Linked DNA regions of Mus musculus: region 2 is linked to region 1. Evidence: chromatin contacts called from ENCODE Hi-C or POLR2A ChIA-PET data. All regions are on one chromosome and are shown on one strand. Each heading gives the region's core, a stretch centred on a gene start or an enhancer-like site at or near the end of the contact. The rest is flanking DNA. Distances are from core to core; before and after follow the strand shown. Region 1 holds the start of 4933407G14Rik (RIKEN cDNA 4933407G14 gene). Region 2 overlaps Gucd1 (guanylyl cyclase domain containing 1).

The links. Hi-C counts contacts between places; a loop is a spot of excess contacts on that map. ChIA-PET counts read pairs that join two places held with the same protein, here RNA polymerase II (POLR2A).
Region 2: a map of CH12.LX shows a loop between it and region 1 (2.2-fold over the local background). The contact joins the enhancer-like site here to the promoter of 4933407G14Rik in region 1. A Hi-C loop is called at or near these places in 1 of 37 maps with a recorded cell type or tissue (CH12.LX). POLR2A ChIA-PET finds 5 or more read pairs at or near these places in 1 of 5 experiments (embryonic stem cell).

Annotation. Positions count from the first base shown.
Region 1 is chr10:75,447,371-75,452,466 of GRCm38, forward strand. 4933407G14Rik (RIKEN cDNA 4933407G14 gene) reads left to right here and starts at 2,140. Exons shown (of 3, transcript NR_045841.1): 1 at 2,140-3,083.
Region 2 is chr10:75,505,878-75,511,230 of GRCm38, forward strand. It overlaps Gucd1 (guanylyl cyclase domain containing 1), which reads right to left. Exons shown (of 6, transcript NM_175133.2): 3 at 5,244-5,353; 4 at 4,155-4,246; 5 at 3,715-3,956; 6 at 937-3,092. The coding sequence ends at 3,001. Among named protein-coding and RNA genes, the nearest start is that of Gucd1, 8.8 kb to the right of the region's middle. Within about 2 kb of position 3,918, at least 1 of the 3 ENCODE cell types and tissues checked has a DNase peak (open chromatin) inside an H3K27ac peak, as active enhancers do.

The sequences.
Region 1 (5,096 bases), core at 890-3,389:
CCAGTCACTTGGCAAGTGTAGTGGGGGATCCTGTCTCAAAAGTGAAGGTGGAGAGGGCTGGAGAAATGGCTCAGCTCTTGCACGTGGAGGCAAGGCAGTGCTGTAGGGTTGGTTCTTTTCGCGGTTGGGAAGATCAAAGTAAGGTTTTCACCTTTGCCTGGCAAGTACTTTTACCCACGGAGCTATTTCACGAGCCACGTTCTTCACTTTAGGGAGAATTGTAGGGACAATATCCTTTTGAAATTTTATAGACGTTTAACTCTCGAGCCCATTTAAGATTAAAACCACAAATGTCATGAAGGGCGGCAGCTGCAGCAGGTGTCCACATTTGGGTGCTGCCCAGTGTTTGTGAGCAGCCAAGTGTGGGGAGCCAAAGATGTCTTCAGTGTATGTCAGCCACGTCAAGGATCTACTCTACAGATCCATGGGAACGTTATCTCTCTAGATGAGCATAATTACGAGACCATCACAGAAATTCACAGCTGGATACAGTGCAGAGATCAACAGATTGTGGGGAGCCAAGCAACAACAGACACATAGCTACATAGCTCCTGCATCTATAGCTTGGGGGGGGGGGGCGGAGATTAGGAGATTGAGACTGCCAGGAAGTCTGCTGTGAGACAGTCTCTCCTAAAACAGCTACATAAATAAGACTGGAACAATCACAATAGCAATGGGCATATTCACATGAATGGGGGGGGGGGTCATTTCACAGTCTCTCACTCCTACACAAAGAACTACAGGCAGCTGTTGACTACTGGGCTGTAGCAGGAATAGTGGGACAGCCTCTAGGGGCCACACAGCCCCAAACGTATCTCCTGCAGGAGAACCTAATTGAAGACTACCTGAGAGACCAAGGATTGCTGGTACAGACAATGCCAACCAATCAAGATCTGCTGTTTAGAAAAGGTGCTTCCTTGGGACCAACGAGGGTATTAAAGGAGCTTGCAGCAGTGTTTAGAAAGCTTGCTGCAGCGTTTCTCACGTGCTCCCAGAGTCTCCGTTGACTCTGCACTACCTCAACACCAACTCCCAAGGGCAGGTAGGGTCAGGCAGAGAGCAGCCCAGGGCACAGGCAACACTGGGAAGGAGTATCAGCCTCTCCTAAGAGGTGAGAACCATTTGATTCTCCAATGCAGGGTGGTCAGCCTTGAAACCATCACTCACAAACAACAGAAACAGACTCAGCAAGGTATGTGTGCGTGCGTGTGTGTGTGTGTGTGTGTGTGTGTGTGTGTGTGTGTAAGAGAGAGAGACAGACAGACAGATTATCAAAAAGAAGCTATCAAGTTGAGAATGTGAGCCCATGGGAGAGGTTTGAGGGAAGGGACCTAGGAGGGGCTGGAGAGAGGAAATGAAAGGGAGAAGTGTTATAATTCTATTTTAATTTAAAATGTTTTCTTTTAAAGAAAGCAAGCTGAACACTATGGGAGGCAAGCCCAGTAAACCATTCCTCCATGAATTCCCGCTTCAGTCCCTGCCTCCAGGCTCCTATCTTGGGTTCCTATTCAGACTTCCTGCCTTGACATCCCATAATGAAGGACTGAAATGTTGAAGTGTAAGCCAAATAAACCCTTTGCTCTCCCAACTTGGATCAGATCATCCTATTTATTCAACCAACAGGGGAGCAAACTAGGGCAGGAATCCAAGGCTATCCTAGATTGCATAGCAAGCTCAAGACTAGCCAGAACCAGTGAGACTCTGCTGCAAATCAAGATCTAGGTAAGTAGTTCAGAGGCACAGTGCTTGTCTGGCATGCGCAGAGCCCAAAGTCAGTCCCCTAGGTCTGCTTTCTGTCTTCCCTGAGCGGCATTCCAGTGGCGAGGCAGATGCACAGCCAGACAGAGCCCTGATCTAACAACAACATGTGTTAGAGACACAGGGGACATTCGTGAACAGAGAAGAGGCCATGTAAGGACACAGAAGGCAGCCATGGCACACCCATAAAAGAAACCTCAAGAGAAGCCAAACCTGCCCACACCCCCATCTTGAACTAGGAGCGACTAGAACTCTGAGGAATAAATGTTTGTTGTCTAAACCACTCCTTCTGTGATGTCACATTATGATTTCATTACACAACTAACATTCTCTCACTATGAGTTCATACACACACACACACACACACACACACACACACACACACACCTACCTCAGCCAGAACATGTGCTCTTACATACTCAGGGTGTGTAGCTATACAGATACAGTTCTAGGAGGCATCCATGCCAAGAGAGGGAGAGGGAAATACTGCCCACTGGCCAGGATCAGTTGTTACAATGGAATCCAGTCTAAGTATACAATAAGCTCCTGAACTTTTAGGGGCATGGGAAATGAGCTGTCTGCTCTCAAATGCCACATTTGCCTTCTTGTCTATGTATCCCAAGTCCCTGAGGCTCAGCAGACTCCCAGAGTGCATAAGGAGATTCCATCAGTTGGGATACACAGGTGTATGACTAAGTCTCAATTTCCAGCTTCATTTTATGCTGGGTGCTTGAAAAACTGTTATTTATTTAAAAGGGGGAGGGTCATTAATTTCACATCTGTATTCAGTCAAATGCCCTTCCCCCACATGCTCTGTAACTGTTAAGACATAGCTCAAGGATAAAATTTAATTCTCTGGCTTGGTATTGAACACCTAGTCCAAGGTTGGCCAGTCAATTGCTATAGTTTCTTGTTAACCTCTGACTAAATTACAAAAGAACACGTCCTTGAAATCTTTCTGACACCCATGTGTATATTTAAATCCAATCCATATGGCAGGATATGATACAATCTTCTAAGACAGACGGTGCAATGGTCACTGTCTCTTGGTATTCACATTCCCATATGAGAATTAAAACTAGTAACTTTCTTTGAATATAAAGCACAGGGAGTTTCTTGGTTTACAACAATAAATTCCTTCATCGAAAGCTGGGAATAGCAGGAAGCCGAAATGCATTGCAAACGTCTGTCCTACTGAATGTAATAGCTCAGGACAATTGTATTAGCCTACGGATGGGAATAATCCAACACAAAACACGTTTGATTCAAAGCAGTGCCACAGGTCCCACAGTGGTTGCATGTGCGCTCTTCATACCACCTGAAAGGTAAGCGTTCTAAAACCTGTACGTTGAGGACTGTCTGGAGAGCAATCATGGTAGGTGGTGTTCCTGAGATGCGGTAGCCAAAGGACCAGGGCTTCTATCCTGCTCATTCAACTGTTTCGCTGTAAGAAAGTGTTAGAGCTGTCTTATAGAGAAGCCTGCATCCCGGGATCCAAACCCTACAAAGGACCATGTCAGTGAACTTGACAGTGGAGTCCCTTCAACCCCATCCAGCCTTTAGGATGAGAGCTCAATTATAACCTGAGGCACCCAGTTCTTGAACCTAGACCCTCGACCACAGAAATGGTCGGATAATACGTTTGTTGTCTGAAGGCACAAATATTAAAGTAATCTGTTATGCAGTAACAGACAGTAATATCCAATGTAGCATAATGTGTGCCACAGCAATGGACATCGGAAACACAAGACCCGACTCCAATTCTTCCTCTGACTTCTTGCCTAGAGCAACCTTTGCCTGACCTGAATGTGAGAGAGATGTTCTCATGGGTCATTTTATACACCACTGTCACGTCTTGCAACCTCTCTTGGTTTTGTCCTTTTGAGAAACTGGAAGCCCGGAACCACTTAAGTTCCTTTTGGCCTTTTGTTTAGACAGAGCAGGTGTTTGGACAAACAGATAAAAAAGTCGGTTTTGAGAAGTAAGAACTGTGCCAAAAACAAGCTGTTTGTTCGTGTTTGGAAGAAGACTCGAGGAGCAGAATTGAAGCAGATGTTCGGTCTGGGAAGAATTGGCTTCTGTCTTTATCAAAATGAGACTTCAGTGGCAATCACGAGCAGCCAGTCCCCCTTGAAACTTGTTCCTGGTGATTTCGCCTTCTTCATGGGCAGCCTAAGCCCCATTGGCAATTGTGACCGGCGACAGAGAGAGCAGCTCTTGGACACTCTAGGTCACTTGAGAGGAAAGGAAGCCAATTATTTTCTCAGGCCTTCTTGTCTCAAGGTTATTCTTTTGGGGGTGTCTGCAGCGGGACTGGCTGAAGCCTGTTTCCTACACGTAGCTCCACTTATTAAAACACAAATCACACACACAACAAGCCAAGCAAAGGGAAGAGGAGGGAAAGGCTGGAGATCAGAGTCATTGAGAGTTCAGGCTAAGAATAGAGAGGAATTCAGAGAGCTGCTTGGCTGTGTGACCTCCTGCAGGGACTTGGCAAAAGGCCAGTGCAGCTCTGGTATTTCTATGCTTTTACAAAGATCAAGTTGGCCTAAGAGGCAGGACACTGGGTACCAGGCTTGGCTCTGGAGTTACAGGAAAGCATAAGCTGACATGAGTACTGGAAACCCAACCTAGGACCTCTAAAAGAGCAGTCAGTGCTCTTAACTGCCGAGCCATCTCTCCAGCCCTTAGACAGCAAGACTTTTAACCGAACTGGAGAAGAAATGGATGAACACAAGATGATGTCATTGATGCCCGACTTTGTCCAATGAGGGTGTAATTGCATGTCCTCAGTGAATGAGGGATAGCTACAATCTCTACTGATTTCACAATCTGTGCAATCCAGTTCCTCTCGCTCACCCTCCCTGAGTGGCACAGATCAGTCCAAGCAACCACCAGCCCCTTGGGAATGTACTGTAGGGAACCAAGCACCTGAATCCACCTCCACTAGATCTTACACTAGTGGGCAGAAAGGACTCATAATTTGGAGATAAAACATTTTATCCTGAGTGGGACAAAGTGATGTACACATTTAATCCCAGCATCCAGGAGGCAGAGGCAGATGGATCTCTGTGAGTTCAAGGCCAGCCTGGTCTACTTGTCATGTGCTGAGACAGTCTGCACTACATAGTAAAGCCCTATCTAAAAATCGGGGGACAGGAGGGGGGAGAGGGGACACACCATTCTGTGATTGCAACTTTTGTGTTCCCAATACTCATGTTCCTAAGTTAGGAATTATATGGGTGCTGGGAATTGTCAGGGGCCATCTAGGAAAGGCTAAGGCTAGCAGGCGATCTTCCTGGAGGTGGCCCACCACGTTTTGCATGGTCTGCAGTAGG
Region 2 (5,353 bases), core at 2,668-5,167, 60 kb after region 1:
AGCCTTAACAGCTTTTTTAACAAGTGTTGGAAGCCGGGCGTGGTGGTACACGCCTTTAATCCCAGCACTAGGGAGGCAGAGGCAGGCAGATTTCTGAGTTCGAGGCCAGCCTGGTCTACAAAGTGAGTTCCAGGAAAGCCAGGGCTATACAGAGAAACCCTGTCTCAAAAAAACCAAAAAAAAAAAAAAAAAAAAAAAAAAAAAAAAAAAAAAAGTGTTGGGATTGCCAGACCCTCAGGGAGAGTGACTCGCAGTTTGCTAGACACTTTCAGTACAGGACAATGTTGTCTGAACATTGCTCAAAAGGTGCTAACTATAAAGAAGGCTGTATAAAGGATCCAACAGGACAATGAGGTGTGGTAGTCTAAGAAGGTTCCAGGTCTCTCTTTTTTTTTTTTTTCTTTTGCTGATGGGGTAGAATGGCTGGGGTGGGGTGGGTAGGTGGATGGATAGCTTGCCTATAACTTCTGTAAGGAAATGGATTGATGAATCTCTCACTCAGCCTGGAAAAACTGAATTTTGTCTGAGGGTATCTATCAGTCACCTCCTCTGAAGGTGTCAGAGTGTTATGTCAAAAGCCCAGGAGACCTGTTATCTGGCTGCAGGCTGGGGCAAAGGAAAACAGAAAGGTTCATGTCCCCCACTGTACCCCCTGGCTTTTTTCTTATAGACACACTATCTCCCTCAACTCAGCCAAGTGTCCCATCTTCTTCAAGAGCCGGTCTGAGTTCTGAAATGTGTAGGTGCTGTCTATCCTAGCCTTGTCCAGCATCAAGGCCTGGTTGAGGCCTCAAAGGCAGAAAATGAAATTCCAGTCCCAGCTAAAACTAGATACAGCATTCCAAGGACCTGGGTCCAAGCAGTCAAGCCAACAATTTGGGGAGACAGGAACTCTGCAGGCTAATAGGGCTTTCATGACGACAAGACAAAGGGTGCTACCACTGTACGGTGAGAATATTTATTGAGAATGGCTCATTACAAACAAAATATATTTGTGTATAAAATCCTCTGCTATGCAAAAGATCCCTTTCATCCTCCGGTGGCTAGAGTGATCAGAACCATCTAGAGTTTCCATGTGGCCTCAGAGCCTACACTGGGATGCACAGGAGCTGAGAAGTCTGAGTGTCACATGCTATGGTCAGTATCTGATGACAAGGCTTCCTCTAGCCCAATTCATGGCTCATGCAGTATAACACAGTGTGCCTCGTGCCCCGCCTCTGGCGGGTGATCTCGAAAGCAGCAGCTTTCTTGTTATTCTTCCAGACAAGTGGACCTGATAACTTATGACTTGCCCTGAGAAGCCATCATCTGGGTCCAGGGACTGAGCATGTTTTAAATGTCCTAGAGGATGAAGATGACTACCTTCTGTGGAGGCCACTTCCCACGAGCACTCCCGGGGATGTGTGCCACACCTCATCCCATCCACTCGCTATGAAGGCTTTACTTCTTCCTATCACTTAGTCTCACAGTTACACCAGAGGAGGACACCCATACCCATAGCTGCTATGTGTACTCCTGAGCTTAGATCCAGAGTTCCTTGGGGCCCTGACCACCCAGCGTTAAGGCAATGGAAATGAGACCAGACTGAAACCAATACTACTCTCTGAAACCCAGAGTAGAGGCCTAGCCGACAGCACCTCCTTCAGCTCAAGGCTTCGTCTAACATTGATGAGTAATATGGGTGACTGGACTTGACTGCCCTTGTAAACACAGACCACCTCTGTCCCCCAGACGACCATGAGGGGGCAGCTAGTGGTAGGGGAAGCAGCTACTGCCACATCATGCCTTGAGTACTAAAAGTCCGAGGCCCCTGGAGGACAGTGATGGTGAGAGGCCATTGGGGTACCCTTTGTTCTTCACCACGGAGAGCCCATGAGGAGTGGGCTCCCTGGTCTCTTTAGAAATGACCCATTCGCTTGTCTTTGGTGCAGCTTCAGCATGCAGACTGCTGGCCAGGCCAGAACAGCCATCTTGTTAAGAAAGAACTCGGACTGGCCTATGTGCCCCGTGTAAAGAAGGGTTAGTGGTTTCAAAGTACCTGTATCTATTCTGGTCTGACTCCCCACACATTGGAAACTGAAGTCTCGATCCCAAGAGCAAAACAACACACATTAACTAGCTCTAGTTGATGCTACCTGCTGTGCTGTGTGACTCGGGGACACTGCCTTTCTTCAAGACAGAAGACACCCAGTATTCTGTGCAAACACTCCTGGTGTGCACACCAGGGTGGGGGGGAAGCTGCCTGCTGTTTTAGGGGCACGGGCCCTCTAGCACCCATCCTCAAAAGGCTCTCAGAGTTAGAGCTTGCTGTGGGAAGCCAAGCTGGTATCAGGAGGCCTTGTGGACGCAAGGACTCTCTGGGGAGTCTCTTGTCAACTCCTTGTTCCTAAGACATTCTCTTCCGCTCCCATCCATTCGGCCCTGCCCACTCCTAAAAGCTTTCCATCCTACAGACTGTACCTAGAGGCTAAGAAGGCCTCAGCATCCCAGGGTCAGAGAGCCTCAGGGTGGCTGTGAGGTATGCTTGTGCTGTGTGATTACAAGGCCTAGTGAGCAGCCCCAGAGACCTGAGTCCGCAGGAGGCAGGAGAGAGCACTGCTGCCACCCACTATGGGGCTGAGCGGGGCCGAGCCACAGGCCTGGATCTGCATGTGCTCTTCCCAAATGTGCGCTTCTCTTCCAGGGTTCCTGCCTTGGGCATGGCTGGAGGCAGACTTGAGGTCTTTCACTGGGCACAGCTGGAGGCAGAATTTAGGGTCGTGAGAGATACTCCCCTTAGATGCTCTTGAGTTGTCTTCAGCAACTACAAGGTGTTTAGGGCAAATGACATGATGACACTGGTGGGCAAAGCAGTCACAGAGTTCCCAAGACCTTTGTCAAACAGGCTGAGGCTACAATTCTGAACCCCAGAAGCCTGCTGCCCTGGGCATGGGCATCCTGAGTGGGCCTGGCTGAGATAGAACATAGGGTCTGAGGACCTGGCATGCCAGGCTCCTGCTGTCAGCTGTCCAGGTAGACAAAGAGGATGTCCTCATCTGTGCCGTAGCTAGTTCTGGCCTCCTCAAAGTTACTGATGCTGGTGCTGCACATCCCTGCCCGGGCGGGAAGAACAGAGACGGATCAGTGGGTGGGGTAAATACCCACTGCTGGTACTCGGGGGGAATGGATGGGGTCAGGGTTCTACCTGCCTTGTCACCTCTCAGCTCCCCTAGGGAGAGCTAGGCCATTCTGGCCTTCTCGAGGTAAATCTTTCTTTTGACTCCTTCCCAGGTTAGCAGATAGAGAAAGCAAGGCCCGAAGGGAAGAAAAGAGTGTGTTCCAGGACATGTGTCCTGGTCTGCTCAGAGAAGTCCTCCTCCAGACCAGGGTAGTCAGTGAGGACGGTGGACAGTCTAAAACACTTCTAGCCAGGCTCTGCAGGAGATGGGCCCGTGGAACGTAAGTTATCAAGGTGGGGAGCTGAGCAGTAGACAGAATGTGGTAGTGTGGGAGGAGAGGTAGCTGGCGGCCAGGACAGCAGCTGGTTTGTCTGCATGGCCTGAGGGGCAAGCCCTGATGACCCCAGGAGGAGCAGTGGCTTTGGAGACAGACATCGGCCATACCAGCTTGAAAGGGAGAAAGCCATGAGATCTGGGCCTAGGGGACAGTTGTAAGGTCTGGGCATAGAGGACAGTGAACACCGGCCACCCTGGCCCACCTGCCCCTGGCACTCACGGTCAGCATAGGCTGGGTTGTTATAGAAGATGCAGCCGGTAGCCCTGTTATAGCCACGCAGGACGATGAAGTGGCCTTGGTAGTCGGGGGTGCGGCAGAAGCAGCGGTGGCCACTGGGAGTAAAGCAGCAGTACTTGACAGGGCTGGAGCACAGGTCGCAGTGTAGCACCCCGGAATTCACCAACACAATGGCCACATGGCCCTGCGCCAGGTGTACTTGGATGTCCTGCACACTCACTGTGCTGTGGGCAGGAGGGAGGTCAGGGGGTGCCAGTGTGGCCTTGTTCCCATCTCCCAGACCAATGTCCCCAGTTTGCACCCACTCCCCAGTGCGACAAGACGTAAGGACTTGGCTTGTCTGCCTTCGGCCCTGAGCTCCCTGCAAGTGGCCGTGTCCTGCCTTGTCACTATGACCAGGAGAGTGGGGTGGGAAGGCTCACCATTTCTCCACTTGCACCTTGCAGGCCTTGGCCTGTGCAAACAGCTGGTTCACTCGGGTCTCCTCTGTGTCAAAGTGCTTCCTGTAGAAGGACTGAAGAGAGAAGGACAGCCTGCAGTCACCCACCCTGGATGCGCACACTTCATTTAAATGAAACAAATACCGTCTTATAGGAGTAAGAACATACAGGAGCCCTACCGATGGGCGGGCAGCTTTACCCAGCATGTCCAGAAAGAAAGCCAGGTCTGTCCCTGGCTGGGGAGTGGACAGGACCACACAGGGGCATGAAGAAGATGCTCAAGAGATGAGGAAGTGTTAGATTTGGAGTAGCTCCCAGAGAAGGACTGACCAGGTCATTTTCTGGTAGAGAGGAGCAGGAGCCTAAAGCAAAGGAGCAAGGTGGGCAAGGCTGTCCTCCTAACCCCCGCCAGGAAGGCTCAGCCACAGCCCAGTGTAGCCAAGTGTGATTCACAGAACACACTCTGCTTGGTGCTGGGGCCTCGTGTGACCAGAGAGAGACCCAGGAGGCAGGCCAAAGACATTCTGTTCCCAGGTCCCCTTTTCTGTCTTAAGATTTAGTAGCCTTCTTTACCTGGCATGGAAGGTTCAAACAAGAATTAGGCTGACTGCCACTGGCCACCATGTGATAGCAGCTCTGCCAACAAGGCCAGAAGAGACTACTCTGCCAAGCCTTGGCGCTGGGGCCAAGATCGCCTCAAGGGCAGGTAAGCCTGGATCTGGCTTTACGAGAGAGATCGGAACAAAGTGGTGTGTTGGCACCACCACTGCGATGGCTTTAGTTTTCTAGAGAGGAAAACAGAGGAAGGCAGAAAAGCAGACAGACAGCTAATAACGTGTTCTTCTCCCAGAATGCCAATTACCCTGATGAGAAGGAAGAAAACAAGGCAACAGTAGTCACGTGATCAGCGTCCTCTGCTGCCTTCGACCTGCCCTGCCCTACAGTGCAGAAAGATGCAGAAAGGCAGACAGAAGTCAGGACTCAGCGTGTATATGCCCCACACAGGCCAGACCTCAAGGCCACCTGTCTGTTGTCTGTCTGCCACCGCCCACCCAGTGGCCAGCTGCTCACCTGGTTTTTGTAACCCTTGTCAACACCCAGAGTCTGGGTACAGAAGCGGTGTCTCACACCAAAGTGGCGCATCAGGTAGGCCAGGTCGATGGTCCAGATGCTCCTGGTCA